Regions from separate parts of the Homo sapiens genome. Here region 1 is linked to region 2. A link is an interaction called in ENCODE POLR2A ChIA-PET data of the cell type or tissue named here. Cell type or tissue: GM12878. All regions are shown on one strand. Links, peaks and the distances in the headings refer to the core of each region. The heading gives the core; the rest is flanking DNA.

Region 1 (16,541 bases), core at 2,428-10,427, 86 kb after region 2:
CAAAGCTCATTGGATCACTCAAGCCAATGGAGCTTAGACCTGAAACTTTTCAGGGAAAAATAGGGCAATAGTCACGATAAGTAAGTTCCCTTTTTAAATGACTGGACACATTAGTCTGACTGACTTTCATCATACATGAAAGTTACTTTGTTTTACTGTTTGAAGCAAGAGTGAGCATGCCCTGAAAGATAATTCACTGTCTGGAAGCCTGTTTTGATTTCTCATTTGGACTTTGGCCGTAAAGTTTGCACTTTAAAAAAAATGTACGAAATGTAGATTCTTCCAAGTTACTGTGCTCATGAATGCTGTTAGAACAAGTTTTTGCTACACAGAAGCCTATTATTCTTTGTGATTGTTCCTCCACTGTGGAAAAAAGTTTTAAATAAAAAAGCATTAGTGCTTGATTCTTTCAGATATGCATGCAGGCTGCTTTTAAACTCTCAGTCCTTGCTTGTCTTAGAGAATGGAGAATATGTTTAAATGGTGACACTCTTATGAACAGAAAACTTTTTAAAATGCATCGTAAAGCCATATGTGATTTTTTGATTATCTGATACGTGTAGTAGACGTTTCTGCTATTTACGGCTCTTCAAATACTACTTGGTTTGCCCTACCAAATCTTACAGTTTGTCCTGACACTGTGTTAATTCTTTTGTTAGTTGCTTTTGGTTTTTTTTTGTTTTTTTTTTTTGTATGGGAGTATGAAGAAACTAGTTGTGACTGTGTGAACTATTTTCCTCTTTCCTCATTCAAAATAAGAATCGATAAGGCTTTTAAAAGTTTTTTTTGTAAAGGTTTGTGTCTTATTTCAAATGTAGCAGTGGTTCTTTTAAAGCATTGTCAAAAAGAGGAGAAAATAGGTAGGGTTAGAAGAGTGCTATTTGCATGTTGTTTCATAAATGTTATTAGCTATTTCTCTTGTTATAGCCACTACTGCAGATAGATGGTAACTGGGATTAGGTTTGGAGGATAATCTTGCATTTGTCGTTCTTTTTCTCTACCACTTCTGTGTTTACAAGCTCCCACGTTTTTGGAACTTGAATATACCTGGTAGTATTTGATTTAAAAATATATGTGTCGTTAATGTGCTTCTGTTTCTTTTCAATGAGGTTTTAAAATACAGGGATACTATTTTCCCTACATTGTTGATTAAAATGTCCTGTAATCAGTTCTCACTAATAAAATACCTTTATCTTAGGTAAAGTCTGACCAGTGAGTGGTTTACTAAACAAATACCTTCCTTGCACACACTAACATGCTTTGAGAAAATTAAAAAGTCTTCTACGGACAGTTCATGGTGTTGACATCATGAACTTTAGGCTTTAATACAGAAACCTGTCATTTCAAGTAATTTTTTGTCTTTTAGGAATTTTTCTTTATAGTGAAAGCTTAGTTTATGTGCACCTTTTAATGCCCCTAGCAACTGATGCTTATTTATATGAATCTAATGAAAATGATTTCATTTTAAAATGGCAGCATTTAACAAAAAATATGCTTAGGACTGTTGTTTTTCGTATAAGCCCTTAGAGTGTGGAGGTGGTTTCTGTCAGTTTCTCGCCAAGATCTTTCCACATTAGGAAGTGATTATTAATAATTCATGAATTATGGCTTAATTCATACTACATTATATACTTACTGAAGAAAGATTTTTTTGCTTTGCTTATACTGTAGGTGTTAGTGGATAATAGTGTTGACTAGCATCCCTAGTGTGAAAGAGTTGTCAAACTTGAAATATGTTTGTAAAAATAAACACGATTTCCGTTTAATCTTAGGCCTTTAGTAGCCATAATCAAGGTAGAGGAATAGCAGCCCTTATATTTGAAGAACTTCAGTTTTCCAGGCACTTTCTCATCATCTCATTTAATCCTGTCTCACAGCTGGAGGTGGGGGCAATTCATATACATAGAAAGTAGCTTCTAATTCCATTTAGCAGTACAGAATGCTTAAAAGAACCATAATTATTGCAGGATAGAAAAAACAAATTTTTTTTTTTTTTGAGACGGAGTCTCGCTCTGTCGCCAGGCTGGAGTGCAGTGGTGCGATCTTGGCTCACTGCAACCTCTGCCTCCCAGGTTCAAGAGATTCTGCCTCAGCCTCTTGAGTAGCTGTGACTACAGGCGCATGCCACCACACCCAGCTAATTTTTGTATTTTTAGTAGAGATGGGGTTTCACCATGTTGGCCAGGATGGTCTGGATCTCTTGACCACATGATTCGCCCGCCTCGGCCTCCCAAAGGGCTGGGATTACAGACGTGTGAGCCACTGTGCCTGGCCCACAATTTTTAATTTATAACTTCTTAATATAAAAATCATTTTTATCTGATCTTACAATCTTTAGTCTTAACCCCACCCCTTTTTTTGGATACAGGGTCTTGCTCTGTCTCTGGTGTGCAGTGGCAGGATCATGGCTCACTGCAGCCTTATCCTCCTCAGGCTCAAGAAATCCTCCCACATCAGTCTCCCAAGTAGCTGGGACTATAGGCATGTGCCACCACGCCTGGTTAATTAAAGAAACTTTTTATTTTTGGAGAGATGGGGGTCTCCCTATGTGGCCCAGGCTGGTCTTGAACTCCTGGGCTCAAGTAATCCTCTTGCCTCAGCCTCCCAGAGTGCTGGGATTACAGGTGTGAGCCAGCATGCCTGGCCCTTATCCTATTTTTTGATATGAATTCTTAATTTTCTTTATTCTTATTTACTATCGTTGGACATTTATATTTTGACATATTTCACTGAAATGTAATATTTATACTAATGGCTGTAATGTCTCCTTTTTTTTTTTTTTTTTTAAAATGAGGTGGGTCTTACTCTGTTGCCCAGGCTGGAGTGCAGTGGTGGAATCACATCTCACTGCAGCCTTGACTTCCCGGGTTCAGACAATCTTTCTGAGTACCTGGGACCACAGGCATCTGCTACCACGCACAGCTAATTTTTAATTTTTATACAGACAGGGTCTCCTTGTGTTGCTCGGGCAGGTCTCAAACTCCTGGGCTCAAGGATCCTCTCTACCAGCTGAGCCTCCTAAAGTGCTGGGATTATAGGTGTGAGTCACCATATCCTGTATGTCTCTGTTTTTTAATTCATATTTTCCCCAGTTAATTTACAGGGACATTTCATTTCAACCACTGCCTTATCTTTTCTAAAACAAAATCAAGATCAAGTTCTTACTAAGCATCCATTATCAACATATCTCTGGTCGATACAGCATGGTTATTTGTATGTTGTGAACTGGATCTAGAAATTGGAAATAAGTTTTTAAAAAGTAGGATTTGAATATTTTGCATATGTAGAATTTGTATTTGGGCTAGTGGTTTGTGTAACTACATTAAAAATGCGTATAACATACCAGACTGTACCTGAATTAATTCCCTTTTAAAGCACAAATGGTTTTTAATGTCTCAGTTAATAATATCTTATGGGTGCTTAGTTTGCGTATTGTCAAGAAGGATCTGGTAACTAGGATGTGATTTCTAAGAAGATGCATGTAAGGAAGAAATAAAGTAGAAGATCTGTCCCAGGATATCTTTTATTTAAAAGTAAGGTAACTGGGACTTTTTTTTTTTCCAAAAGGATCTTGTTTTAAGAAGACAGTTATTTTGTAATTAATGTCTGGGCTTCCTATTCTTTCCTGTAAGAATTAGTCATATGATTTATATTTTCATTTTTCATTATCCTTACTAGTCTTTTAGTAGTTTTGCAATACAGAAAATAGAAATAGAGTTATCAAAGTGGTAGTAATGAGTAAGATTTGATCACACATGTCAAATGCCTGAGGCATTTTATTTATTTTTATTTTTTCTGTCGCCATGGCAGAACAGAATGCCTGAGGTATATAATAAAATTCACAAATGTATCCTTTTTCCTCCCAGATATGTCTAGTTAAGTTTCTGAACAGTATGTGTTTTAAAAGAGGAACTCTAAAGAGAACTTAATATTCAACTATTTTTTGTAGCCGCTTATTCATAATTAGCAAATGAATTCTGAAATACTTTTGTAATTATTGTTCCCTGATGGATTTATTTGCTATGTTAAGAAATAGTATAAGACTTTGGGCATCTATATACCTTTTGTGTTTACTGAATATTTTATATATCTGGATAATTTTTAAAGGTGTCTTTGAATTTAAAGTTACTATGGCAGGTGAGAAGTGAAACACTTCATAAGATGTGATTGACATTTTTCTTTCATACGCTTTGTGAGACATTTATATGAAACATTTACTTTGATGTTTAAAAAACACTGATTGTTTAAAAATAATCTATTTTAATAATCAGAATTGCTTTCATTTAAAAATATTTGTTTATTTGGCCATGATAATCATTTAGAATAGTTAATGTGAAAGTTCACCGTAGACATAGTTGTTTCTCCTTTGTTTTCTTCAGCTCTGAAATGGTTAATTTCATGGTTTCTCACTTAAAATAAAGAAGTAAGAAAAATAAACTTACAGGCTTCTTGGCAAGAGGTTAGAGCCCTACCAGGAAGAAGTAGCCTTAGACTTTCAAAGTAAAGTCTTAGTATTTGCTCTTCCTGTTCTTTTGGTAGCTAAAGTGGCATTTCCGTTACTTTGTGTTCTGTCTTAGTATGTTCCCAGTTAAACTGCTTTATACGTTTCTCTAGAGAATCAAAATTTTGGACTTGACCTTTTAGTATTTTGTATGTTCACTGTGTATGTGAATCATTTTGGGCAGTTAGATAGTTCTTTAAAAGAGAATCTTGATGAACCTAAGCCTTTGTATTAAAAATTATGTTCAGAGTTGTGATTTGTTAGATTATCAGAAAATGAAGGATTTCTCAAGTTATATTATTATCAAGATATATTATATCCCCCACGAAAGTGGTACATTTGTTAAAATTGATGGACCTACATTCAGACATCTTTACCACCCAAAGTCCATGGTTTACATTAGGGTTTTTTTTTTTTTGAGACGGAGTTTCGCTCTTGTTGCCCAGGCTGGAGTGCAGTGGTGCGATCTCAGCTAACTGCAACCTTTGCCTCCTGGGTTCAAGGGATTCTCCTGCCTCAGCCTCCCAAATACCTGGGATTACAGGTGCCCACCACCACGCCCAGCTAAATTTTTGTATTTTTGATAGAGATGGGGCTTCACCATGTTGGCCAGGCTGGTCTCGAGCTCCTGACCTCAGGTGATCCACCCACCTCGGCCTCCCAAAGTGTTGGGATTACAGGCGTGAGCCACTGCGCCCGGCCAAGGTTTACTCTTGCTGTTTGTATGTTCTATGGGTTTGGCCAATTGTATGGCACATATCCACTGTTGTAGCGGTACAATGTTTATCTGCCCTGAAATACTCTGTGCTCCCCCTCGCCATCCCTTCTCTTCCCCAGCCACTGGCAACCACTATTTTTTGTTAACTGTCTCCATAGTTTTGCCTTTTCAAGATGTCATAGTTGGAATCATACAGTCTATAGCCTTTTCAGATTTTCTTTTTTCACGTACTAATATGCGTTTACGATTTCCTCAATGGCTTTTCACGGTTTGACAGCTTTTTTTTTTCTTTTGCACTTGACTATTCTATTATCTGGATATACCCGGGTTTATTTGTCCATTTACTTACTGAAGGACATCTTGGTTGCTCCCTAGTTTTGGCAATCGTGAATAAAGCTGCTATAAACATCAAACATCTGTGTGCGTGTCTTTTGTGTGGACATAAGTTTTCAGTTCGTTTGGGTAAATAGCAAGGAACACAGTTGCTGGATCATATGGTAAGAATACCTTTAGTTTTGCAAGAAACCTCTAAACTGTCTTTCAAAGTGATGGTACCATTTTATATTCCCACCAGTAATGAATGGGAGTTTCTGTTCACATTCTCACCAGCATTTGATATTGTCACTGTTAATGGGTTTTGGCCATTCTAATAGGTGTGTAGTGGTATTGTTTTAATTTGCATTTTCCTGATTATGTGACTTTTTTTCATATGCATACTCGCCATCTTTATATCTTCTTTAGTGAGGTGTCCGTTAAGGTCATTGTCCTGTTCTTAAAGTCAGGTTCTTTGTTTTCTTATTGTTGAGGTTTGAGAGTTGTTTATTTTGAATAACAGTCCTTTATCAAATGTGTCTTTTCTTTTCTTTTTTTTTTTTTTTTTTTTTTTTTGAGATGGAGTCTTGCTCTGTCTCCCGGGCTGGAGTGCAATGGGGCCATCTCATCTCACTGTAAGCTCTGTCTCCCAGGGGTTCAAGTGATTCTTCTGCCTCAGCCTCGCAAGTAGCTGGGATTACAGGTGTCTACCATCATGCCTGGCTAATTTTTGTATTTTTAGTAGAGATGGCGTTTGACCATATTAGCCAGGCTGGTCTTGAACTCCTCATCTCAGGTGATCCGCCTGCTTCAGCCTCCCAAAGTGTTGGGATTACAGGCATGAGCCACTGAGCCCGGCTATCAAATGTATCTTTTGCAAATATTTTCTCCCAGTCTGTGCCTTGTCTTTTTCATTCTCTTGACAATGCCTTTCACAGAGCAGAAAATTTTAATCTTAATGAAGTCCAGTTTAGCAGTTCTTTCTTTCATGGGTCATGCCTTCATCATTGTATTTAAAAAGTCATCAACAAACTCAAGGTCATCTAGATTGTCTTCTATGTCACCATTTGGGAGCTTTATAATTTTGCATTTTACATTTAGGTCTGTGATCCATTTTGAGTTAATTTTTGTGAGTGTAATGTCTGTCTCCTGATTCATTTTTTTTTTTTTTGCCTGTGGATATCTAGTTGTGCAGTACTATTTGTTGAAAAGATTATCTTTGCTGCATTGTATTGCCTTTCTCCTTTGCTGGCAGTGGTTCTTAAGGTGTGGTCTGGGGACTTTTGGGGGTCCTCAAGACCATTTCAGCAAGTTTGTGAGTTCAAAACTGTTTTCATATACTAAGACATTATTTGCCTTTTCTATTTTTATTCTTTCAAGAACCACTGTACAGTGGAGTTTTCTAGAGGCTGTGTGATGTGTGTGTGATATTGCCATAGGTTGAATGTAGTAGCAGATAATGATAATTCAACTATTTCCTATTAAACCACAAAATAGAGTTTTGCCAAAATGTGAAACAGTGCCACTCTTCTAAATTGTGGGGTTTTTTGAAAATACTGTTATTTTTCAAATGAATTAATGTTGATAAATTTATCAGTTTCAGTTTCTAACAGTAAATATTGGTAGAGAACCCCCACATGAAAGCTCTTGGCTCCTCAATTTTAAAAGTGTGAAGGTTCTGAGACTAAAAAAATGCACCTTTAGGGATGAGTGTGTATTAGAAGGGACAAAAGAGTACTCAAAGAGGAACTAGATCTAAGGGATCCTTTGAATTCTCAAAGTAATTTTGGATTTGATTTTGTAGGTAACAGTGCCTCAACTTTTGGAAGATTTCAAGCAAGAGATGTGGTATCATAATCCCTATGTCCACTTTATGTCCATAAATAGATTGGAAGGAGTGTTCAGTATGACTTGGAAAGGAAACTGCTGGGGCAAAAAAGTCTTAACAATAATATTTAAATTTTTTTCCCAAAGGCCTTAAAAATTAGTTATTAATTGGAACTCTTGATTATTTGTCCTCTCTCTTTTTTTTTTTTATGTCAAAACTATCCTTTTTTGTGAAAGTTAGGCAGGTTAGGTATCAATTGTGCCAAAAGTTCTTGACTACCAAACCGTTAGCCTTTGCACATATGATTCCTTGGACTAAAGACAGGGTCTGGCTCTGTCACCCAAGCTGGAGTGTAGTGTCATGATCATGGCTTACTGTAACTCTGAACTCTTGGGCTCAAGGGATTCTCTTGCCTCAGCCTCCTGAGTAGGTAGGACTACAGGTGTGTGCCACCATGCCCTGCTAAAGAGAAAGGGGTCTCTTTCCTAGGCTGGTCTCGAACTTCTGGCCTTGGCCTCCCAAAGTGCTGGGATTATAAGTGTGAGCCACCATGCTCGGCCTCTTTTAAACTGTCTTTACCTTGCTCCCATTAATATTCACATTTAAGGTAACCGCTTTCATAAAAACATCACTGAATAACTCCCCCTGGTCCTGTCAGTCCAGCATTATTCTCACCATTTATAGAGTTTCAAATATTGTTAAACTGTAGTGGCTATCTTGCTTTTATGTATTTTGGGTTTATGCACATTTCCTCCACAGAATAGGAATTGTTTTCGGTATTGTTCTCTATCTCTTCTCCAAGTACCTAGTCAGCAACCCCCCATGGGTGCTCAGTAAATATTGAATGATTATACTTAACCTCCCTTCATAGCTCAGACTATTCCATGAACAATTTATGGACATAAAAATCTATGCCAGTAGACATTTAAGGATATTTTTTATGGTGACTATGGAAATTGCCTGGTTACAAATTTATATATAGAGTCAGTAACATTGATAAAAACATAACAAATTACTGTTTCATGGAACTCATGAGGCATTAAGAGGCTTATTTAGTTTTGTTTAGATACAAGGTAGTGTCTTCCAAAACATTGTTACTTCAAAATTTTTGTAGCTGCTCCAGTTGAACACTATATTAAAATGCACATTTTTGAGGACATATTCTTGAAATTAGGAATGTAATTTTTAAGAATTAAACAGAGGACCAGAAATAGATCTGAGGAGTTTATCAGAGCTGCTTCCTTGCACAACTCTAGAAGGTGCCTGTCACACCTTTTTGTATGAAAGGTGCCTCCTAGAGTATAACTGTACAGTAGACTCATTTTTGATATAAGAAGGGATAAAGCACACTTAACAGATGATATCAAAATGTAAAAGAAAAGAAGTGTCTGTTTTAGAAGGAAGCTGTATGAGATAATAGGCAAAGGTTAGGGTGGTGGTAGCAATGGTGGTAAAAATAGGATCACTTAATCTAGATTACTTAATCAGTAAGTTGATTCCAGGGGCCAGTGGGAATTGCTGAAAGTTTCATCTGAATACATGGAATTTTTAGCAGTGATTAGGGGAATGGTGCTGGTATTTATAGCCATGAACTTATTACTTGAAAGCATCCTAGGGACCCAAGTCTTAATCAAGGGGCAGTTCTTCCAAGTAGTGGTTGAGGAAGTTGGGTATGCTTTCCAAAACTTCTTTCCTCACTAAAGATTGCAGATATACTCTGTAAGTGACTTCACAGAATATACTCAATTGTCATATTTTAATTTACATGTTTCTTCTGATTATAGGTCCCACGTGATTATAAGTTCTGAGATCAAGGGTCATCTTTGTGGGGGTGTGTGTGTGCACTTAAAATTTTATGTGCTGGTAATAGTTATCTTGTGGATATTTAAGAAATAGGAATGTGTGCCATATTTTAAATACACCTTATATGCAAAAATTTTAATGTAATTTAAGTATATCGCAAAAAATAAATAGCGGGTGGTATTCACACTGCAGAGGATTGGCAAGTCTTTTTAATATACTTCAAACAATTGTTGGCAGAAATCCGCCTCATGCACTGTATTGAATAATTTGAAACATTAGCATTTAACTAATCCAAAGCTAAGATAAAGAGATTTTGAGGTGAGGTGATAAATATATGCGGTTGTCCTTCAGTATCTATAGGGGATTGGTTCCAGGACCTCCCACAGATAAGAAAATCCAAGGGTGCTCAAATCCCTGATGTAAAATGACATTGTTTGCATATAACCTATGCACATCTCCTGAATACTTTAAATCATCTCTAGGTTACTTAAAATGCCTAATACAATATAAGTGCTACATAAACAGTTGTTATACTGTATTGTTTAGGGAATGATGACAAGGAAAAATGTCTGCGCATGTTCAGTAGAGATGCATTTTTTTGGTATATTTTCGATTCATGATTGAATCCATGATAATGGAACCCATTGATATGGAGGGCTAATTGTGTGTACATACACACACACACACATAATTTTTTATTCATTATTTATTTATTTATTTATATGTTTGTTTGTTTTTGAGATGGAGTCTTACTCTGTTGCCCAGGCTGGAGTGCAATGGCACGATCTCAGCTCCTACAACCTCTGCCTCCTGGGTTCAAGCGATTCTCCTGTCTCAGCCTCCCGGGTAGCTGGGATTACAGGCGCGAGCCACCAGGCCCAGCTAATTTTTGTATTTTTAGTAGAGACGGGGTTTCACCATGTTGGTCAGGCTGGTCTCAAACTCCTGACCTCGTGATCCGCCTGCCTCTCGGCCTCCCAAAGTGCTGGGATTGCAGGCGTGAGCCACCGCGCCTGGCCCCACACACATAATTTTCTTTTTTGCAATTATTTATTTTTTTTCCCTTTTAGAGTACACATTTTTTTGCAATTTTAAAATTGAGACATAATCTACATAACATAAAATTCAGTTTTAAAGTAGAGAATTCAGTGTTATTTAGTATGTTCACAGTGTTGTGTGCAACCATCCCCATTATGTAATTCTAGAACATTTTCCATCACCCAAGAAAGAGATCCTGTATCTGTTAACGGTCACTCCTAAGCTCTCCTCGGCCCCCCTGCAACCATTAATCCACTTTCTATCTATGAATTTTTCTGTTCTGTACATTTCGTATTAATGGAGTCATACAATATGTGGCCTTTTGTGCCTGGCTTCTTTCAGTTATAATGTTTTAAAGGTTTGTCCTTGTAGCACATATCAGTACTTTATTCATTTTTATAGGTGAGTAATACTCCCTTGTATAGTTACCCACATTTCATTTATACCTTCATTAGTTGGTGGACATTTGGGTTGTTTAGCCATTTGGGCTGTGAAGAATAGTACTGCTATGAACATTCACATACAAGTTTTCGTGTGAACATATTTTCAGTTCTCTTAGGTATATATCTAGGAGTAAAATTACTGGGTTATATGGTAATTCTGTGTAACTTTTTGAGGAACTACCAAACTGTTTTCCACATCAGTGACACTGTTTTACATTCCCATCAGCAATGTATGAAGATTCCTGTTTCTCCTCTACTTTCTTGCCAAACTTGTTATTTTCAGGATTTTAGTTTTATGATTTTTAAAAAATAGTCATCCTAGTGGGTGTGAAGTGTTATGTCATTGTGATTTTGGTTTCCATTTCCCTAGTGGTTAATGCTGTTTAGCATTTCTTTATGTGGTTATTGACTATTTGTATATCTTTGGGAAAATATCTATTCAAGGTCTTTTGCCTGTTTTAAAATTTGATCTTTATGTATTCTGGATACCAGAAGAGTACTTTACATACCTCACATACTAGATCTTTATATGATTTGTAATTTTTTTCCCCATTCTGTGGCTTGGCTTGTCACTTTCTTGATACAATGTCTTTTAATGCACAAAAGTTTTAAATTTTCAAGTCTAATTTTTCAAGGGTTTTTTCTTTTTTTTTTTTTTTAAAGACAGAGTCTTGTTCTGTCACCCAGGCTAGAGTGCAGTGGTGTGATCTTGGCTCACTGCAACTTCGCCTCCCAGGTTCAAGTGATCCTCCCACCTTAGCCTCCCGAGTAGCTGGGACTACAGGCATGTGCCACCATGCTGGCTAAGTTTTTGTATTTTTAGTAGAGACAGGGTTTTTCCATGTTGGCCAGGCTGGTCTTGAACTCCTGACCTCAAGCGATCTACCTGCCTCGGCCTCCCAAAATGCTGGGATTATAGACGTGAGCCATCACACTCTCACCCAGCCTCTGATTTTTTCGATTGTGCTTTCGATATATCTAAGAAATCATTGGCTGATTCAAGGTTATGCACCTTTACAACTCTAAGAGTTTTAGGAAGAAATTTTAGCTCTTAGATTTAAGATTGATCAATTTTGAGTTAACTTTTGTATATGGTATGAAGAAACACATTTGTATTAAGGAAAACCAAAGATATTTGGGTTTTTAATCTTTTGAAGTTGACATGGAATACAACTCTACTACCTCTGTGTAATGTGGAAATGGAATTGTGCAGGAGAAAAATGTTACTTGATGGCAATCTCCATGACTACTGGGTATAGTTTGGTGATGGATAACTGGAATTATTTGGGTCATTCTTTCAGCTGGATAAACCACTTAATCTGATCCAGTTTATATTTTTTACATTTTCAGAATAGTCTTAGATATATGAAGAAGGTAACAAATAGTTGCATGACTATCAATAAGTTGTTTTGGTCCACAAATAATAGTGTCATTGTATGTTTCCATGGTATCTTTTTTTTTTTTTTTGAGACGGAGTTTTGCTCTTGTCCAGGCTGGAGTGCAGTGGCACGATCTAGGCTCACTGCAACCTCCGCCTCCTGAGTTCAAGCGATTCTCCTGCCTTAGCCTCTCAAGTAGCTGGGATTACAGACGTGTGCCACCACGCCTGGCTAATTTTGTATTTTAGTAGAGACGGGGGTTTCACCATGTTGTCCAGGCTGGTCTCAAACTACTGACCTCAGGTGATCCACCCATCTCAGCCTCCCACAGTGTTGAGATTACAGGCATTAGCCACCACCCCCAGCCAGCAAGCAATTTTTTAAAGGTAGATTTTTGCCAACATTTAAAAAAAATCATATTTTTTTTGGAGTGCTAAGGAAAAATGGTGACAGTCCAGAAAATATTATAAAGATGAGTGGGCCAGGCACAGTGGCTCACGCCTGTAATCCCAGCACTTTGGGAGGCCAAGGTGGATGGATAACCTGTGGTCAGGAGTTCAAGACCAGCCTGACCAACATGGAGAAACCCCACAGCCTGAGCAACAAGAGTGAAACTCCGTCTCAAAAAGAAAAAATGAGTGACACTTGATTCTTACCTTAAAAGGAGCCTGAGATCTAATAGTGTAAAATGTGCAAACTAATAATTGATTATAATACATTAAGGTAAATGCATAATAAATTTTTACATAAAGATCAAAGTAGGAGAGAGTAATTAACTTTGAAGGAGGTTAGTAAAGACCTCACAGAGGGGAGGTAACAGGAACTTTAAGGATGAATGGTGATTTGCAGATGATAAGCAGTGACATGGGGCAAAAAAGCGCTTTATGGTGTGTTTGTGGGAAACTGAATAGTTTTGTGTGGTAGAATGCAAAGTGTTAATGGGAGTAAGGGGAGATGAGGCTGGAGAGGGAGCTCTTAAAGGAGCAGGACTTGTCTTGATAAACTCTGGGCTCTTCAGTGCCATCCTCCGTCTTCATTTTAGAGCCCTCCTTTCTCCCATTTATTAGCTGCTTCCCTAGCTTTAGATACCAGTGCTGTGAAACTAGCAATGTATTTTTTCCTTTTCACACATAGTTTGTAGTGAGGTTGTTGAGAAAGACAGGAAAGAAGGAATGCATGATTCTGTTGGCACATGTGCAGGGGGCTAAATATACCTTGCCACCCAAAATTGGACCTCCGAATGTTGTTATACATAGTGTTTGGCTCTCCAAATAAGTAAAATCAGGCATACTGTGAACTCATGGCTTTTGTGGGCTTGTCTGGGAATTGAGCTTTTATTGAGTTCCAAATTTATGAATGAACTTAACACAAACTATCTTATTGGGTGATAGTATGAATAAATAAGATTTGTTAAATCAGTTTGAAGTCAGTAAGAATCTTCGTGGCCTGTTTGATTTAATTAGTGACTTTTATATATCTGAAAATGATATATTGTCACTTGTGCATTTTTAAAGCTGGATTTCTACCAAACAAGGCTTTGTTAGTCTTGGATGGGTGCTTTGGCTCATCCCTGTAATTCCAGAACTTTGGGAGGCCGAGGTGGGCAGATTGCTTGAGTCCAGGAGTTTGAGACCAGCCTGGGTGACATAGTGAAATCCCATCTCTACTGAAAATATAAAAATTATTTGGGCATGGTGGCACACACCTGTAGTCCCAGCTACTTGTAATGCTGAAGCGGGAGGATCACTTGAGCCCAGGAGGCAGAGGTTATAGTGAGCCGAGATCATGCCACTGTACTCCAGCCTTGGTGACAGTGAGACCCTGTCTCAAAAAAAAGACTTTATTCGTCTTAAGGAAATTAATATGCTCATTAGCATTACATATTGAGTCTTGTTAAAATAAAACTTTAGACAAATTAAATTTGGCAGTTAATTTGAGCAAAGAAACAATTCATGAATTGAGCAGCACCCTGAAGGAGTAAAGGTTCAGAGAGTTCCACCCAGCAATGTGGATAGTCAGGATTTATAGACAGAAAAAGAAGTGACATCCAGACATAGTCTGATTGGTTACAGGTCCACGTTTGTGTCCACGTTTGCCTTATTTGGACATGTCTGAGCAGCTTGCCGCTTGTGATTGGCAGAACGCTTAGCCTCGTTACAAGAATATACTCGAGTTAGGTTGCAGTTTTAACATACTGAGGTGCAGTTCCCTGCTTATGGAAGCAGCTTTAGGCCAAATTTAATTAACAGTGTCACTATTCAGGTTGTGTTGAGATTATTGTGAAACACTAATCTGTCCTCAGTCTAGTAGGGTAGATGACGTATGCAGATAGCTGTATTGCCAGACAATGTGAGATAAGTACAGATCAAATGATGTTAAAAATCAGATAAGAGAGATACTGCTTTTGATAAGGGAAGATAACTGGACCTTAAATGATAAGTTATTAGGAACACTAGGCATTTCAGGTGGAGGAAAGAGCATGAGCAAACATTTGTAGACAGGAAGCTGAAATTGTGTTTGAGGAACAAAGAGATTTGTAAATGGGGTGCTTTTGGACTGTGAGAGGGACAGGTTGGGTGCAATGAGAAATACAGTCGGAGCAATTGTCTGAGGCTAGATTGTGAAGGGAGTATGACTTTTAATTATATGACCTTTAGATATAGCTTTTTGGCTACTGTAGGTCAAGTTGGACCATAGTTAGAGCCAATTTTTCAAAATTACACTTTATCTGTAGTTTCTGCTGCCAGTGTGAAAACAGGAAAGGCAAGGAGTTTTGCTGATCTGGAAGCTGAGATGAGATTTTGCTGCTTCAAGTTTTTGTATTAACTTTATTATAGAATGAATGAATGGTGGCAATTACTGAGGTTTGGGGATTTCCGAGTCTCTAGATTGCACAGGAATCATTGAAGAAGTCTTCTCAACAGAAATAATGTAAACCTAACTTTGATCTGAAGGAAGAAATTTTATAAAAGAAAGGAAACTTTCAGTCTTCAGGGATTCACAAAGTCTGATAAAAATTGGTGTATTAGTCTATTCTCGTGCTGCTATGAAGAAACACCCAAGACTGGGTAATTTATAAAGAAAAGAGGTTTAATTGACTCACAGTTCTGCATGGCCAGGGAGACCTCAGGAAACTTACAATTATGGCAGAAAGGGAAGCAAACATGTCCTTTCTCACATGATGGCAGGAGAGAGAAGTGCCCCTTATAAAACCATCAGATCTCATGAGAACTCACTCACTATCATGAGAACAGCATGGGAGAAACTGTCGCTATGATTCAGTTATCTCCACCTGGTCCTGTCCTTCACATGGGTATTATTACAACTCAAGGTGAGATTTGGGTAGGGACACAGAGCCAAACCGTTTCAGTTGGTTTAGTTAGGACATACAAAATGGGGAGAATAGCTAACCTTTAAGGAAACCTTTCTATGTCTTGGGCAATTGACATGCATTGTTAACACAATGTTTATACAAACCTATTCATCAGATAGTCTTATTGGCTTTATTTTCCACATACTTAAACCAAAACACTATTAGTAAGAAGACATAGAGAATAAATCTGACATTTAGATGGCGATGAAGAACCTTGACTAGAGGTCAGGCAATCTGAAGGGGAGCTTCTTAGCTCACAGAAAACTTATATGGAATGAGATATAGATAGGAGAGAGCTTTTCTTTGAGGAATATAATTTATGTAAATATGTAAGATTACATTTTGAGATGTCAACTTTCTATACTTTTTTTCTTTTCTTTTTGAGATGGAGTCTCACTCTGTTACGCAGGCTGGAGTGCAGTGTCGCGATGTCAGCTCACTGCAACCTCTGCCTCCCAGGTTCAAGTGATTCTCCTGCTTCAGCCTCCCAAGTAGCTGGGACTGTGAGTGCACGCTACCATGCCTGGCTAATTTTTGTATTTTTAGTAGAGATGGGGTTTCACCATGTTGGCCAGACTGGTCAGGAACTCCTGACTTCAAGTGATCCGCCCACCTCCATCTCCCAAAGTGCTGGGATTACAGGAGTGAGCCACCACTTTATCTTAAGATAAATTTTCCATATGCTTCAAGAGGAGTAAGCTCTAACTGGAATGTAGGGTACTGACCCTAGCTCCATATGACCTCACAAAAATCTGTTACTAAAATAGTTTATTTTCTAAATTACCTTCTTACTCTGTTATTCTGTGATGCTATAATTGTGCTCCTTTAGCTTTTTTTGTTGTAGGCTTGGTCCTTTGGAAACGAATACCAGAAACAGTTTCTCTCTGAGCCTTTGCTTCATTCTCCATCAGAGTATTCTGTCCCATTTACTACTATATCATTATTTGAAAAACAGTTTGAATTTGCATATCTTATTATCATTGGTAGGAATAGGTGGCATTGTCTTATGTGATTCTTGTTTTAGGAGGAAATGGGCAACAAAAATGTGAATTTTCAGCTGGGTGTGTTGGTGCATCCTTGTAGTCCCAGCTACTCAGGTGACTGAGGTGGCAGTATTTCTTGAGGCCAGTAGTTTGAGGCCACCTT
Region 2 (16,541 bases), core at 4,690-12,689:
TTAACTCCAGTGTTGGCACTGTTTACTGGCTGTGCTATGGGAGCCTCCTGGTGTTCTCTCTATTTTTTACTTAATTTACAGTGTAAATGGACTCTTCTACAAACTTTTCTCCAGGTTAGATAGCTAGAAATGGAAAATTTTGATACATACTTCCAAGTTGCTCTCTAGAAACCGTGATAACAACTGATACTCCCAGAGAGTTTGAGAGTGTCATTTCCCCTGAAGTTTTGCTAATGTTGGATTTTATTGTTTATTCATTTTTTACAACCTGAAGACTAAAAATATTTCAGACTTATTTTAAGTTACATTTCCTTATGTACCCATGAGACTGAACATTGTTATATGCTTATTGACCACTTACATTTCTTCCTCTGTTTAATTAACTGTTCAATTCCTTGCTTCATTTTTTAATAGTTTAATTTGTATTTTATATTCATTGATAAGTACTCTTTATGTATTAAGGATATTAATCTTCTGTTGTATAATTGGCAAGTAATCTGTCCTTTTCACTCTTTAACTTTTGCTTATAGTATTTTTGTTGTATATTTCTGGTTTTTTAATTGAGATTTTATTCGGTTTATAGATCAATTTTTGTTTTTTTTTTAAGACAGGGTCTCACTCTGTTGCCCAGGCTAGAGTGCAGTGGTGTGATCTTGGCTTACTACAACCTCTGCCTCCCAGGTTCAAGTGATTCTCATGCCTCAGCCTTCTGAGTAGCTGGGATTACAGGCATGTGTCACCACGGCAGCCAATTCTTGTATTTTTAGTAGAGACAGGGTCTCACCATGTTGGCCAGGTTGGTCTCGAACTCCTGACCTCAAGTGATCTGCCCACCTTTACCTCCCAAAGTGCTGGGATTACAGGCATGAGTCACCGCACCCAGCCTTTTAGATCAATTTGAGGAGAAATGACACCTTCACATTATTGATCCTCCATTCAGGAAATGGTACATCTCTCCCATTATTTGTTGTTGTTTAGTAAGGTCATGAAGAATATTTATTCCTATATTTAAGTATTTTTATTTTCTAAAATTTCCCGTTCTCTTCATTTGGGAATTAATGCAAGATTTTTACTAACTTTTTAAATATTAGGCATCAAAAACTACTTAGACAACTGTAGGTTTGCTAGTTTCTCACCTTGTCACTGTTCCTTGTATATAGCATCTTCTTTTCTTAAATTTAATTTTCCTTCATGGCTCACTGCAGCCTTGACTTCCTGGGATTAAGTGATCCTCCCACCTCAGCCCCCCAAGTAACTAGGACTACAGGCACATGCTACCACATCCAGTTAATTTTTGTATTTTTGGTAGATACAGGGTTTCCCTGTGTTGCCCAGGCTGGTCTTGAACTCCTGAGCTCAAGCAATCCGCCCTCCTTGGCCTCCCAAAGTACTGGGATTACAGGTGTGAGCCACCACCCCGGCCTAGTTTCCTATTTCCATTTTGAGGTGCCTGACTTAATGTTCTACAAGCAGTAATCAGTTTAAATTTTGTGGACCAACTAGGTAAAGCAGTTAATTATAATTATGCTATCATCATGCATGAATATACATTAGAGTGGTGCAAATGCTTTATTTGAGATAAATTTTTATGTCCTCTAAATTAAAGATTGAGTAGCAAATCGAAATTAAAACTAGAGGAAAAGTCAAAGTTCACCTTCTAGCTAGAGTTGTTATAGCAACTCCAGGAAATAAATCTGCATACACAGAAGGGAGAGCAAGAGAAAATAACTGTTGATCTCTAATATGAGCTCTAGGCAATTGTTTTTCTATTTCTTCAATACTTTCATGTTGAGATGACTAGGATTATGATTCTTTCTTTCATGTATTCCATTATATTCTCTGTCATATTTTTCTCTTGAAACCTGTCTCAGGAAGAATCAACTTTCTGAAGGAGACAGAATCATCATGCCTTCACATTCCTAAAGATGGGGTAACCTGGGTTTGTTCTTTCTCTCTCTATATATATGTTTAATATGGAACACTTCATGAATTTGTGTGTCATTCTTGTGCAGGGGCCATGCTAATCTTCTCCGTATCATTCCAATTTTTAGTATATGTGCTGCCGAAGCCAGCATGGGGTTTGTTCTTTCTGATCCCATTTGGTTCATTCATTCATTCAACAAATATTCCTTGAGCATTTATGACACTGGTTTTCAACCTGGTTACATAATAAAACCACCCAGGGAACATTTCCAAAATACCATTACCAGGTTTCACCCATAGATTAATGGAGCCCAGGCCAGGCCTGTACATTTCTAAAGCTCCTCAAGCAATTAAGATGCATATGAGGGTTGAACACAGCTGCCCCATGATATATTAGGTCCTGTGCAAACAAGAGGGGATGCAAATAAAAATAAATAATTGCTAACATTTATTGAGGGTGCACACTGTATGTCAGGCACTATTCTCAGTTCCTTATGGGTTTTAACACATTTAATCCTCTCAACAACCCTACAAGGTATTACTGTTTATAGACAAGAAAACTGAGGCACAGAGAGGCTAAGTAACTTGTCCAAGGTAACACATCTAGGAAGTGGCATCTGGAGTCCATCCTCTCTTTTCTATGGCCCATCCACAGTATCATAGTCAAGTAAATAATGAAAAGACAGGAGATATGTATCAAGAAGAACACCTAGAGTGACAGGTGGAGGAAGGAGATAGGGTCAGGAAGGCTTCCTGTAGGAGGTGGCAGTTCAATTAAATAGAGGAAAAATGGAAACCAGAGAGCAAAGTGGGGTACAGAGTTCCTCAGATTCCTTCCTCCCTTGTCTTGCTACACAACCTGCCTCCCTCCCCTAGTCCTGGGAGCTCTGTCCTCCCTCTTCTCCACACTGAAAACACTGGAATGCCCTCAATCATCCTTAATATGCCTAACATTTCAACTGGGAAGTCTGAAGTCATGCACAATTACTCATGCAATTTTTCCTCCAGACAATAGGTCCTTCTGTGTGCTTCTCATTCAAATATATAAAGCTTCACTCTGTTGTTTTAAAAAAGTCTTTGTTGTAGAAACAATTCACAAATGTGTCAAACACACATTGGTTCCCCACCCCCTTCTCTGTCCCCTCACCTGATTGGGATGCTAGCTTGCCAGGGACGTGTGCCCACTTGCCGACTCTGCCCAGAATGGAAGCTAGCCCTGCATTTCACATCACTTCTAACCAAGTAGGGCTCTAAGTTTAAGTTTGAGGTTAACCTCAGGGGGCATTTAGCCACACCTGCCACCTCCTCTGCCTGGCCTCATGGGTGGGAACAGACTTCTTTTGGAGAAAGGGAAATGCTTGATGCTGCTAATTAACTGTGGGAGGAAAGGAAGCCCTCTCCAGACAGCAAAAATACCAAAGAAGAACATTATAAAAAGCAGCCTTTGTACCAGCCAGCCACATCATTCAGCCCAGCCCAGGCTGGGGCTGGAGGGAAAAATAACAACTCTAGCAGCCACTAAGTTCCTGCATCCCAAGTGGGCACCTCAGGAGGTCATGCCCTGAGTGAATGTCTGCTAGAGGAGGGGGTTCCAGGACGGTGGCGGGAGTCTGGCTGCCTTCCCAGCTGGTTTTTGGCAAACCACAGGAAGCTGCCTGAAGCTGGCATGTTTATATGGTGACTTGTGAGACTTCCTTAGAATAGCAACAGGTCTGTTTCATAACTTAAAAGCCAAAGAGTGTGTGTCCATGGAGGTATGAGGTGGAGCTGCAGGACCTTACTTTAGAGTCTGGGTAATCTCACTAGGGCAGGTCGCTTTCCCACCCTGTGCTTATCAATTTAGGGGCTGATCCTCACTCTGCAGATGGGACTATCTTAAACAGAGAAGTGTCAGCTTCCAGCCAGCCCAAATCCCTGAGGCTTGATTGCTACAGGGCTGAACTAAGTTTGAGTATCTGGGAGACTCAGGGTTCAGCAGGGAGTCTGTTGGGGAGGGCTGGGGTTGCTTCAAGAATTGGGATTTGTTCACAAGTAGGAGGGCAGTCAGGCTTTTTGGCTGGGACCTTAAGCTCAAGAGGCTGCAGAATTTGGCTGCTGACCAGTACAGGGGAATGAGGTGAAACCTGAGGGTGGCCTGAGAATGGAGGATTGAGGAGCTTAGAATTTGAAAGCTGTCAGAGCTACATTGGAGGCTCTTGGAAGGCATGTTTACAGGGTCTGCCTTATTTTATAGGGGCTGGGACTGATTCCCAAGACTCTAAATTGCCAAAAGCAGGAAGTTGGGGTACTAGGATTTCATACCAGGCAAGTTTCCCAGTCTCTCACTCCAATAACATTTTTGCATCTGGGCAGACAAATGGGAGATTCCACCACAGTAATACCACATGTACAGGATCCTTGGCAGCTGCGCGTGTGGTGGCACATCCCTTTCCCTCCCTTCCTATTGATATAGGATCTCCTTTATAGATTCTTCAAGTGTCAGAACTGAAAAGATTTTAGAAGCCATGTAGACCAATTATTTTATTTAACAGGAAAGGAAACAGAGAACCAGAGAAAAATGACTGGCACAAGGGCATATAGCTAGTTAGTAATCACTAGTATTGAAGCCAGTTTTGTTGACAACCAGTCCAGGGCTTTTTCCACAACACCACGCCCTTTATAACAAATAACATTCGTATATCAGGGGCTTCTACCCATTCCATATTGTATTTCCCATTTTACTCTCTTCCATGGAGAGTACCTTGAACTGTACCTTGCTCATGGTTAAACTACTTTCTGAAAAGTTTCCAATATTTGGTATTTTGACAAAAAAATAAATAAATAAATAAATAAAATAAAACCCTATTAGGTTAGAAAGAAAGAGGTTATCACAGCCAGAGGCTGCCCATGTGAAATGTGACCAGGGTGGAAGAGCAAAGTCCCAGAGTCTAAGGCCTTGATGCTCAAAGTTGTCCATGGACCAGTAAGCATGGGTATCACCAGGGAGTCCCACCCAGATCTGCGGAATCAAAACCTGCATTTTAACAAGAGCCTACATGATTTGACTAAGTTTGAGTAGTACCTCTTTGAGGCAAGGCTCTGCAAAAATTCCTTCTCTTCCTCTTCCTCCCCAAATGCGTAACCTTCTACCACCTCCCTCTTGCTCCTTTCTTCCACATGCTCTGTCCCCAGTTTTACTATGTTAATCTGGTTCTGCCTTTTCTTGAAATTTTAAAGCCACAAAGGGGTGGAGTGGGGGTGGGGAGGGGGGACTGGATGTATTTTAAAAGGGGACTGAAAATGGAAACTTTTGAGAAAAATAAAATATGGCCAATTGGGAAGATCTTTTGCAGCTCCAATGTCACGTTGTTAATGTTGAAATATAAACATCTACTATGTTTATATTGGCTTACTTGTAAAATCATCAACTTTGGTTATATTTAGGAATTTGATGGCTTGGAAAGCACACTGAAAAACTCTGAGAACAAAAATATTTTTCCCCTTAACTTTATGGAAAATAAGAAAATCTCTTTCAAAAAAAACAATTCCAAGAACGTCTTTTCTCTACTTTCTTTATTATCCCCATCCACCATGGCACCATGGTACATTTTTTCCTCTTAGCTTTCTTACTCTCTTTGTTCCTAGTTCAGTTTTCTCATTTCATTAACATTTTTAAAAATTGGGGTTTTCTTATTATTTATTTTTTATTTAAAAATTAGGAAATAGAGAAGTAAAAGAAAGCACAACAGAATCCCGCTGATGTAGAAACTACATAAACTTCTTATATAAAGGTATCTTAAACCTTTTTGTGCATATATTTGTTAACAAAAATGGGATAATTCAGAATATAGTAATTAATATCTACTTACTTTTAAGTGGAACTATAAAATACTAACTTCTTTATATCTGTGAACATACCTCAACAACATTATTTTTGTTAAATTCTGCCATTGAAATTGTATCATGATTGATTTGGTAATATTTCTATTGCTGGATATTTAGGTAATTCAAACTTTTCACTATTAAAAGCACTACTGGGCATGGCACAGTGGTTCATGCCTATAATCTCAACACTTTGGGAGGCTCAGGCAGGAGGACTGCTTAAGGCTAGGAGTTTGAGACCAGTCTGGGCAACACAGTGAGACCCTAATCTCTAAAAAAAAAATTAGCTGGACATGGTGGCCCACCCCTGTGGTCCTAGCTACTCAAGAGCCTGAGGTGGGAGGACCTCTTAAGCCTGAAAGGTCAAGGCTGCAGTGAGCCATACTTGCATCACTGTGCTCCAGCCTGCAACAGAGCAAAATCCCATCTCAAACAAACAAACAAACAAACAAAAAGGAAAAGGAAAAATAGAAAAGCAGTGAAAAGCAATACTGCATATTCTTAATGATTTTATTACCTTAAAAAAAACTATTTAATTAAGTCATGAACACATAAAGGCATCATTACACTTGTGAAAAAAATTTAAGATAACATGAAATGCTTTTTGACCCTCATTGCCAGCCCTGGTTCCCTTCCTCTCCCTGCTCCCTTGTTCCAGCTCTCCCACTCCCACGCCAGCTCGAGGAATCCAATCATCAACCCAGCTTTTGATGGGGATGCATGGGGTGCAGGGTACAGAATTAAGTGTTATAAGGATTTCAGTCAATGACAGTCTCCACCCTAGTGAGGGAGAACAGGCATGCATTCATGGGGAGATGCGAATAACAATTACAAGCCGTGCACCATACCACTGAGAGCAAGCTAAGGTTAGGCAAACTGAGCACAGTCCCAATTACTGCTGAGTGCACATGAAGTCCTCTTCAATTTTCAGCAGGATCACTGCTCCAGGTTTTTACTTGACCTCCTTGCCTATAATCTCTCCCTTTCAACCCATCCAGTTTACTGCTGATAAAATAATCTCAAAAGACACTCTTCTGATATGTGTGATCTTGTTCATTCCCTACTCCTCTTATTCTCCCTGCTAACCTTCCCCTCATCTTCAAGACTCAGCTCAAACTTAAATTTACTCAGTATGCAGCTACGGAGCATATATTAGGTGCTAATCACCTCTTCTAAAGCTTTCCTCACTCTAGGTTCTGTGAGCAACTCCCTCCTGGCTTTTTCTCTTGTAACAGATTCTAGTTTGTTGGGATTGTTATTTTTCTGGCCTACCTCAACCCCAAACCATGAGTTCTTAAAGTATAGGACCTCCATCTTATCAATCCTGTACCCTCAGCACCCAGTACAGTGCTGGGTACATAGTTGATGCTTAATATTTGTCTGCTCAACAAAAAGAATAAATAAATGAGCTTCCCAGAAATGTCCCACTGGTTCTTAATGTACTTTTAGGATTTGGAGGTTACTTCTTGCTTAGAGTAAGAAGCAACTGCGTTAGGTGGCAGAAGTGGAGGGAGCCTTTGAGGTGACATGTTCTAGCTCCTTAAAGGGACATGTTGGTTCTTGCCCCATTCTAAGTCTTCAGATTCTACATTTGAAACAAACAGCCTATTGCTGTCTTTGCAATATAAGAGGTACTAAGGAAGTGTTTGTTCAAAAAAATAAAGAAAAGGGGCTTTTTTGATGTTGTTGTTTTTATTTTTTGAGATGGAGTCTCACTCTGTCGCCTAGGCTGGAGTGCAATGGCACGATCTCAGCTCACTACAACTTCTGCCTCCCTGGTTCAAGTGATTCTCCTGCCTCAGCCTCCTGAATAGCTGGGATTAGAGGCGCCCGCCACCTCGCCCAGCTAATTTTTGTATTTTTAGTAGAGATGGGGTTTCGCCATGTTGGCCAGGCTGGTCTTGAACTCCTGACCTCAGGTGATACGCCTGCCTCAGTCTCCCAAAGTGCTAGGATTACAGGCATAAGCCACCATTCCCGGCCAAAGGAAAAGTTTTAAAAAGATCCCAACTTTCCCTAGTCAGGAATTGGAAGTTTGTAAAGCTCAAACCTATTGATGTTGCCCCCTTGCCTAAATCCCTTTGGTTGTTTCCCATTGCTGTTAGGATAAAGTTCAAAATTTTAAACTTGACCAGCAAGGCCCCACATGCCATGAAGGCTGCCAACCTCACCAACATCCTGTCACATCATTCTTCTTGGATCTCTTCACACTCCAGCCCCACAAGTAATTTCTTTGTTTCTCATGGGCACCACACGTCTTCAAAAATGCTTCTTATGCCTGGAACGCTCTCTGCTGTAACCGACACCCACACCCATGGCCTCACACTTCCCCATGTCACCTGGCTTATTATACTGCATCCTCTTGTCTCAGCTTAGCTGTCACTGCCTAGGGAAGCCTCTCTGGACCACACTCTAAGTTATGTCACCCCACTGCACATTTGCATAGCACTCTGTATTTTTCCCTTATGACACTTTTTATTAGTATAACTTGATAGTTAAGTGTGTATTATTGAATGTTTTCTTCTTAATCGCCACCTCCTGATTCCAGACTATAAACTTCAGGAGGACAGGATCCATGTCTGTTCTGTTCACTACTTTATTGAAGGGGCTTTACCTACATTATCTCATTTAGTTGAACAATCCTGCAAAGCAGATATCCTCATTCTTATTTGGCAGATGTGATAGTGATGTGTGAAGCTGATAGACTTGTGTGATAACGTCAAGATTTGAGCATGGTTCCATCCATATTTCTAAAGGGCTAGAAGTTTGTTTATTTGGGTTTTGGATTATCAGGACCTGAACTCAAAGTCCCCCTGAACTACAGTCCCAGTTCCACCACTTTCTAATTTTATTTTATTTATTTATTTTTGAGACAGAGTCTCATTCTGTTGCCCAGGCTGGAGTACAGTGGGGCGATCTCAGCTCACTGCAACCTCTGCCTCCTGGGTTCAAGTGATTCTCCTGCCTCAGCCTCCCAAGTAGCTGGGATTATAGGCGCTTGCTACCATGCCCGGCAAATTTTTGTATTTTTAGTAGAGATGGGGTTTCACCATGTTTGCCAGGCTGGTCTCGAACTCTTGATCTCAGGTGATCTGCCTGCCTCAGCCTCCCAAAGTGCTGGGATTACAGGTGTGAACCACTGCACCCGGCTCTAATTTTGTAATTCTAAGTGAGCCTCTTCATATATATAATAGGGATAATATTACTTATTTTATCTATCTCATAACATTCTTCAGAGGATCAAATGAAATAATAGATATGAAGTGCATGGTAGACTATAATCCACTCTACTAATATAAGTGAAACAAGTAGCTTTTTAAAAAACATTTTTGCAACTTCCGCCTCCTAGGTTCAAGCGATTCTTATGCCTCAGCCTCCCAAGTAGCTAGGTTTACAGGAGCACACTGCCAGGCCTGGCTAATTTTTAGTAGAGACAGGGTTTTACCATGTTGGCCAGGCTGGTCTCAAACTCCTGACCTTAGGTGATCTACCTGCCTCGGATTTGACCTTCCAAAGTGCTGGGATTACAGGCATGAGCTACCATGCCCGGCCTCAAGCAACATTTTTTATCAGGCTCAAGCCTATAACGGCTGCTGCTTATCTGGCTGGCCGCTCTGGATATGAGTTTCTTGAATAAAATTGTCAATGTGGAGACACTGAGTCCAGATGTCTCTGTACATTATCTAGGGGAGGTTGTTAGCCCAGGACTGAAATTGACAACAAAAAGATTAATTTTGAATGACTGCATCCATTTTACAGAATGAGAACTGTACATTTAGTTTTTTCATAATGTAAATAAGGCCAATAAAGAATATGCAGTGGATTTCTAGTATGTAACCTCTAGTCCCTGCTCGCCAAGGAAAAGATGAAATGGTTAGTTAAGTGTGGTTAATGATTAGCATTAATGGTTAAGCACTTAGGCTTTGGAGTCAGACATTTGAGTTCAATTCTCTCAGCTCTACATTTACCAACAGGGAGAACTTGGGCAGGTTACTGCTCTACAGCTTCATTTCTACATCTGCAAAATAGATCTACCCCTCAAATTGTTATAAATACTAAAACTAATAAAGTAAGTGCCTGCACATAGGAAGCCCTCCATAAATTTGGAGAGTTATTGCCATCCCAGTCCTCTTTCTTTCTTGGCTTGCTGATCCCTGTGCACCTATTTCTTGCATGTTTCTTCCATTCTAATTGGAATGATGATTTTCAGGTGTCAGGGTCTTAAATACTAATGACTGAGAACACTGCCTCTCAATCTGCATCTGGTCCCAGCAAAGCCAGCTTTGTATATAAAGAGGAGATCTCTCCTCTTACGCTCTTTGCACAATGACTCTCACTAGTTTCTTGTGCTTCTGGGGAAGCTTCTCCTATTGATGTAGAGCAGAAAGTTTTTCTATTCATATTTGAGAAACTGCATGTCTTGACTCAGCTACTTTTGACTGGCACACTATGGGTGGGAGGATTTTTATTCTCTTTGGCTTTGGACACCAAGAGGATGTGCAATTTGGAGCCACAGTGAAAAAGAGGTTTTACTGTTCAGTCACTGCAAGGCTACTATTAATATCACATAGGCTACATAAGATTAGATTCATTATTATACTTAAGAAGGAAGTCTTTCTGCAATTTTGAACTAGGAGCCGGAAATTCCAGCTATAGCGTTATATTCTGGTTTGTGTGTGTGCTTTCACTTGGCATTTTTTGAGACACTATCGTATTCTATTCTCTGGAAGACTACAAAGATGAATGGCATCTTCCCCTCATCAGAACTTGCAAGCCTGTGTAGGAGATAAAAACACAAATAATGGGAGGGAGTGAACAAGTATGGGAGGAAGGACATTCTGAGAGAGGCCCCCTCTTTTCTGGATTGGGATTCATGTGTACAGGGTGGTAAAGTAAGAGAGTGAAAAGATGTCAGGCTCTGTGCGTACCAGGTGGTAAAGTAAGAGAGTGAAAAGATGTCAGGCTCTGTGCATCACCACACTGGGCCTGAATCTTATTAAAGTTACCCTGAGCAACCCACTTGCCCTTTCTGAACCAGTTTTCTCATATGAAAACAGAATAATCATGCTTACCACATAAGATTTGTTGTGCAGATTGAGTGAGATAGAGTACATAAAGTGTCAAGCACAATGCCAGGCTAATTGTAGATATTAGCCACATGGATAAAATTATGATTAATAGGCCAGGCGTGGTGGCTTACTCCTGTAATCCCAGCACTTTGGGAGGCCAAGGCGGGTGGATCACCTGAGGTTGGGAGTTCGAGACCAACCTGATCAACATGGAGAAACCCCGTCTCTACTAAAAATACAAAATTAACCGGGTGTGGTGGCACGTGCCTATAATCCCAGCTACTCGGGAGGCTGAGGCAGAAAAATCACTTGAACCCAGGAGGTGGAGGTTGCAGTGAGCCGAGATCTCACCATCGCACTCCAGCAAGAGTGAAACTGTCTCAAAAAAAAAATTATGATTAATATCCAAAAGCGTAGATAGTATTAATAAATGTTGTCAGTATATAGGGGCAGTGGATGAGGTGTAATGAAAGAGACCTTAACTCTCATCCTAGTAACATGGTGGCCATGGACCATCTTCCCAGATATACAACTCTGCTGTACCAGTAAATGCGAAGTGCTTCCTGCTAAACATTTGCCACTCTTCTGACACAGATAGTGATATCCTGTGGTCACTTCCCTCCCCTGGTCATATGTTAGGTAGTGGTTTCATGCACACTCCACCCAAGATGGTGGATTATCTGACAGTAACAGAGAAACAGGAAGAACAGTGGTTTCAACTGAAATAAGAGGTGATTTATTTTTCAGTAAATAACTTCCATTCCCATCAGTTCCCTGACCAAACAATGTGCAAGCTGTAATGTGAAATGATAAGGAAGCCAAGGCACAGCTTTTGGAAAAGCTGAAAGCCTCTTTAATATTGGATGCAAATTCTGTCAACTGTAGCATGCCGAATAAGATGGTGGCCGAAGAGAACTGTGGTCAGGATAATGACTATAGCAGACAGTGGAAGGAGGAAAGGCGCCTGGCACCATGCCTGTAAGTGCAACTGCACTTCCCTCAATAAAACTGCTGCTTTGCCCTAAAATCTCACATTTGGTTTGACCAAGGTAGGAAAAGTGATCCAGATTAGAATAGTCGCTCAGTAGAAGCTAACCCAGGTCATTTATTATAAAACTCCTTGATTTATGGGAAATACGGAGTTTCTAGTAGGAAAAAATGAGGCCATAGTTGATACCATGGTTGTTAGTCATTAGAAATACCACTATGGACTTTCTTAGGTTTCCAAAAGTATTATTCTCACAGGGAAATTGTAACATCTAAAGGCTGTATTGGCATTAATATGGTCGTATCTAAGTTCATCATGATGACCATCATAATGGTACCATTTTTGAGCTTTCAGCTTAGGTCATGGAGATTTGCTTCTGAAGACCCCCACCTTTGGTTAAAACTGTACAAGCCCTGGAGAGGGGCTTATGTTCAGGATCTAGGCTAAAATCTCCGTAAGGTTAGAGACCTTTTCTATCTTCCTCAGAATGGTGTCACACACGGAGCTCAGCACAGTGTGCAGTGTAGGATGAGTGTTCAATCAATACTTGTTCAGTATTTGATTCAACATTCATTATCTCTTTTAATCAAAGCCACCCTGAAAGCTCAATATTATTAGCTCTAGTTTGCCTGCTTGTTTCAATGGTACATACAGAGTTACACAAGTGATGGGGTATTGTAGAGGTGAGAGAAGGATGCTCTATAGTGGCATGATCTCTGAACTTAATGTGGGAGAATCAAGGAAAATATTGTTTACGTGAAGTTCCTTCCACAGAGTTGGGCAGGGGAGGGTGGCTCTGTTGGCCATTTGACTAGAGAATGAGCTCAAAACCATGTTCAAGGGGAGAGGGAGCATCAAGGGGAGATGTTTGGAGAATACTTGGGCACTGTAACAACCATCCTCACATAGCCAGGGCCCACTCAGAATGGAAGAGACTGTCTTGTCCTGTATAGGCCCAAAGGGCAGAACGCAATACAAGTTTTAGGGAAAGTGATTTTGGCTTCACACAGGGAAGAACATTTAACCCTTGCTGCTGTTCAGAAATAGAATAGATCACCTTGGAGGCAGTAAATCCTCTGTCATTGTGGGTGTCCAAGGAGGAATCACATGATCACTTGAGAGGGATATTGGGAAAGAGATTTAAACATTGACTAAGAGGAGAAAGGCATTGGGTTAAATGAGTATCTCCTTTGTGTCTCCTGTATTCTATGATTCTATAATCCTTTATTTGAAATTTGTGAATATGGCATTAAAAAATGAATGTATTTAAAAGGAAACTAAGTAGTAGGTTACGTCCAATTGTGTGAGTCTACAAAATCCCCTAGGACAGAATCTCCATCTGTGTGACAGAGCACTGGGTTCCTAGAACCCATGCTGATGCCTGGCACATGGCACACCTTCATTAACATGTGTTAAATGAATCAGTGGAATTCTGGATATGCTAAGGACTTATGCTGTGAGCTCCTCCTTCCCAAGATGTCATGGAGTGAGATAGGAATGAAAACTGAACCCAGATCAACCTTCCTGTTCCCCTTTCCTATGTACAGAAGTTTGGTCTAGAGGGAAATAGTTGCACTTACTTGTGGCTTAAATGTTTGACTCACATAGTTTCTTCCTCTGGAGAAATGCCTCAATGTGTGTATTTTCTGTTGGCCCCACAGCTTAGAAGCTGTTGTGAGTAAACCACACAGAAGCCAACTTGTGGATTGCTAGGATGAGAGGTCCGGCAGGGGCCTGAGGGATGCCCTACTCTGTGATATGCCGGAGCAAAGGGACATAAAATAACAGGCAGAAAACCATAATCCAATATGGGAAGTCACCCCAGAGGTGACCCTGGAGAAACCCCAGAGATAAGTGTATCTAGCAGTGTGACTGGCATCTCTTAAGGGCTCAATACAGCATATTGAACAAATGAACAAATCCAGAAGGAGTGCTGGACTAGGAATCAGGAAGCCTGCACTCCCCTCTGGATCTATGTGTCACTGACTGTCTGTGTGACCTTATGCTCTCTTGCTGTTATTTGGGACTACCAGGCATTTAAACAATTGTCATATTTGGGGGATACCAGTTATAGAGACAGAAGAGCATATTTGTCTCAACTAGTTGGAAATGGGAAGTGGGTGGCTTCAAGGGCCACTTTTACAAAGTAGAGTAAGTAGGATTGTGTGTATACTTGGATGAGACATGTGAAGAAAGGAAGGTGGTCCAAAGCAACTCCTAGATTTCTGACTTGGGCAGCTGGTGGATGGCGACAATGTTTACTGGGATGGGAGCAAGCAAGTAGCCACGGGTTTGAGAGGAATCTGATGATGGGCACCTTGTACTCCCAAAGCCCACATATTCAGAAAGACTCTGGCCCTTTGGCTCTTTCCCTACCTCTGTGACTCTGAAAATAGGCCCTCTGCATGAGAGGGATGGGCCACTGCAAGGCAGGCAGCTCCAAACGTGATGGAGCCTCAGGTTATGCTTCCTGGTGCTGGAGTGCTTCATGGGGCTGGAGTAACTCGGCCCTAATTCCCTCATCCATCTTTTTTCTTATTGCTAAAGCAGTTCCAGAAGGCAAATATGGAGATCTGGGACCCACAAGCCTAAAATGATAAAGAAAAGAAGAGAACCAGGGGTGGCGTCAAGATTAGAAGCTGGTTTGCTGCCAGAGCTTTGCTTCCTTTAATGCACTCGCCCACACTCTCCCTGTTTTTCAAAGACCAACTGCAGGCTTGACTCCTGCAGCCATGTCGGTGCCACTAGGCCTTGGTGCCGAATAAATAAAACTAGAGGGAAAAAATACAGTTGTCTGAGGACTGGGGATGGCTGGGAGCATCCAGCTTAGTGTCAAACTGAGGAAATGGTAGGATGGGAATCGATATGTAATCGAGAGAACAGATCTCCCGTGGACACAGACACCACCCTGATCTGAGCCTCATTTCAGTACTGCAGGCCTGGGTAGAGTCAGCTGACCCCAAAAGCACTGTGCTGGAGAATAGAGAATGACTGTCATTCTATGATGCCTTCTGAATATCGCTGCATAGACAGCATGCACTCTTTATAACAGCAGAAAGAGACATAAAAGAGACAAGGGTGGGGAGAGCAAATGTAAAAATATGAGAAATTATGCCCCTCGTCTTTAATTTTTATTATTATTATTTTTTTGAGACAGAGTCTTGCTCTGTTGCCCAGGCAGTAGTGCAGTGGCATGATTATGGCTCACTGCAGCCTCAAACTCCTGGGCTCCAAAGATCCTCCTGCTTCAGCTTTCTACATAGCTAGGACTACAAGCGTGTGCTACCACACCCAGTTAAATTTTTTTTTGTTTTTCCATTTTTTGTAGAGACGAGGTCTCACTACATTCCCCAGGCTGGTTTTGAACTTCTGGCCTCAAGCGATCCTCCTTGGCCTTTTAAAGCACTGGGATTACAGGCATGAGTGACCACACCAGGCCTTTTTTTTGAGACAAGGTGTGGCTCTGTTGCCCAGGCTGGAGTGCAGTGGTGCGATCTCGGCTCACTGCAACCTCCGCCTCCTGGGTTCAAACCATCCTCCCACCTCAGCCTCCCAAGTAGCTGGGATTATAGGCATACACCACCATGCCTGGCTAATTTTTGTATTTTTGATAGAGATAGGGTTTTCCCATGTTGCCCAGGCTGCTCTCCAACTCCTGGGCTCAAGTGATCCTCCTGCCTTGGCCTCCCCAAGTGCTGGGATTACAGGCATGAGCCACTGTATCCAGCCCTCCGGCCTTCATTTTTAAAAAGAATAAGTTTTATTTTTCTTTCTAATTACAAAAACAACATATACTCATGGTAGACAATCTAAGAAATACAGAGACCTAAAATAAATAATCAACTGTAATCCCACTAACCACTGTTGCTATTTGATGAATATTTGAATATTTACTGAATGCTGACTGTCTGAGGCACTCTAACAATCCTAAGGCTCAGGTAGTAAAATTATTCCCCTTTAATTAATGAAAGAACTGAGATTCAGCGAGGTTAAGATTTGCCTAAAAACACACAGCTGATACGTGGTAAAGCCTGGATTTGAACCTGGTTCTGTATCCCAATTTTCTCACAATATTTTATTTGTCTTGATCTACCAAGATTTGTCTTGGTATTTGTCTTGATACCAGAGATGATGGTACATCATCAAACAATCCCAATTTTCAAATGGGAAATACTTCAAAGCAAAAAGATACTGCATGAAGATGTTTCAAAAATGCGTTTTGTCTTTCAGGTCTTGTCACAGTTATTGCAATTTTGTAAGATCATTCATTGCGAAAGTGGTGTTTTGATTCTTTGCCCTTTCCGGCAACAAAAACAGAAAGCGACTTCCCTTCTATCATTTGGCCTGAGGCTTCTTTCTGCTTCTGCCCAAGGCAGACTGTGGTTAGCACTCAGTGCTTAACCTCTTCCTCCTGCATGTCCCTCTGAAGTAATACATTTTTGTTTTGACACTTTGGATATACTGGACCCTAAAAATCAAGCCAATAAGGAGCAGCCCAGAAAGGAAGAGAGTGCCATAGTCTCACCTGTGTTTTAGGGAGGTTAGTTTTGTAGCCGTGCAAGGGCTGGCTTGATTAGGAGATCTTAGACTCAGAGAAATTGGTTATCACTTTTAAAAAATGAACAAATGACATGGGTAACAACCTTACCCCATTCATAAGCTTCACCATCTCTCACCACATCTCTGTGTCCAGCCCCATT

Evidence for each region. ChIA-PET counts read pairs that join two places held together with the same protein. Peaks named below come from ENCODE experiments on the same cell type or tissue, not always from the same donor. Only the 100,000 strongest peaks of a DNase experiment are listed, where the experiment ranks them.
Region 1: POLR2A ChIA-PET joins it to region 2 with 12 read pairs; 14 of 35 experiments call an interaction of 5 or more read pairs at or near these places.

The regions. Positions count from the first base shown.
Region 1 is chr11:86,050,897-86,067,437 of GRCh38, reverse strand. All of the region lies in intron 1 of PICALM (phosphatidylinositol binding clathrin assembly protein), which reads left to right. It overlaps LOC124902730 (a long non-coding RNA gene), which reads left to right and starts at 3,562. Exons shown (of 2, transcript XR_007062822.1): 1 at 3,562-16,541. In GM12878, for the core only: no CTCF peak of the experiment used is centred there; no DNase peak of the experiment used is centred there; H3K4me3 peaks cover 4,189 bases; H3K27ac peaks cover 2,084 bases.
Region 2 is chr11:86,138,761-86,155,301 of GRCh38, reverse strand. It overlaps the pseudogene RNU6-560P. Among named protein-coding and RNA genes, the nearest start is that of LINC02695, 46 kb to the left of the region's middle. RefSeq lists an enhancer at 3,436-3,936 and cis regulatory regions at 3,527-4,037, 6,733-6,783, 11,327-11,709. In GM12878, for the core only: no CTCF peak of the experiment used is centred there; no DNase peak of the experiment used is centred there.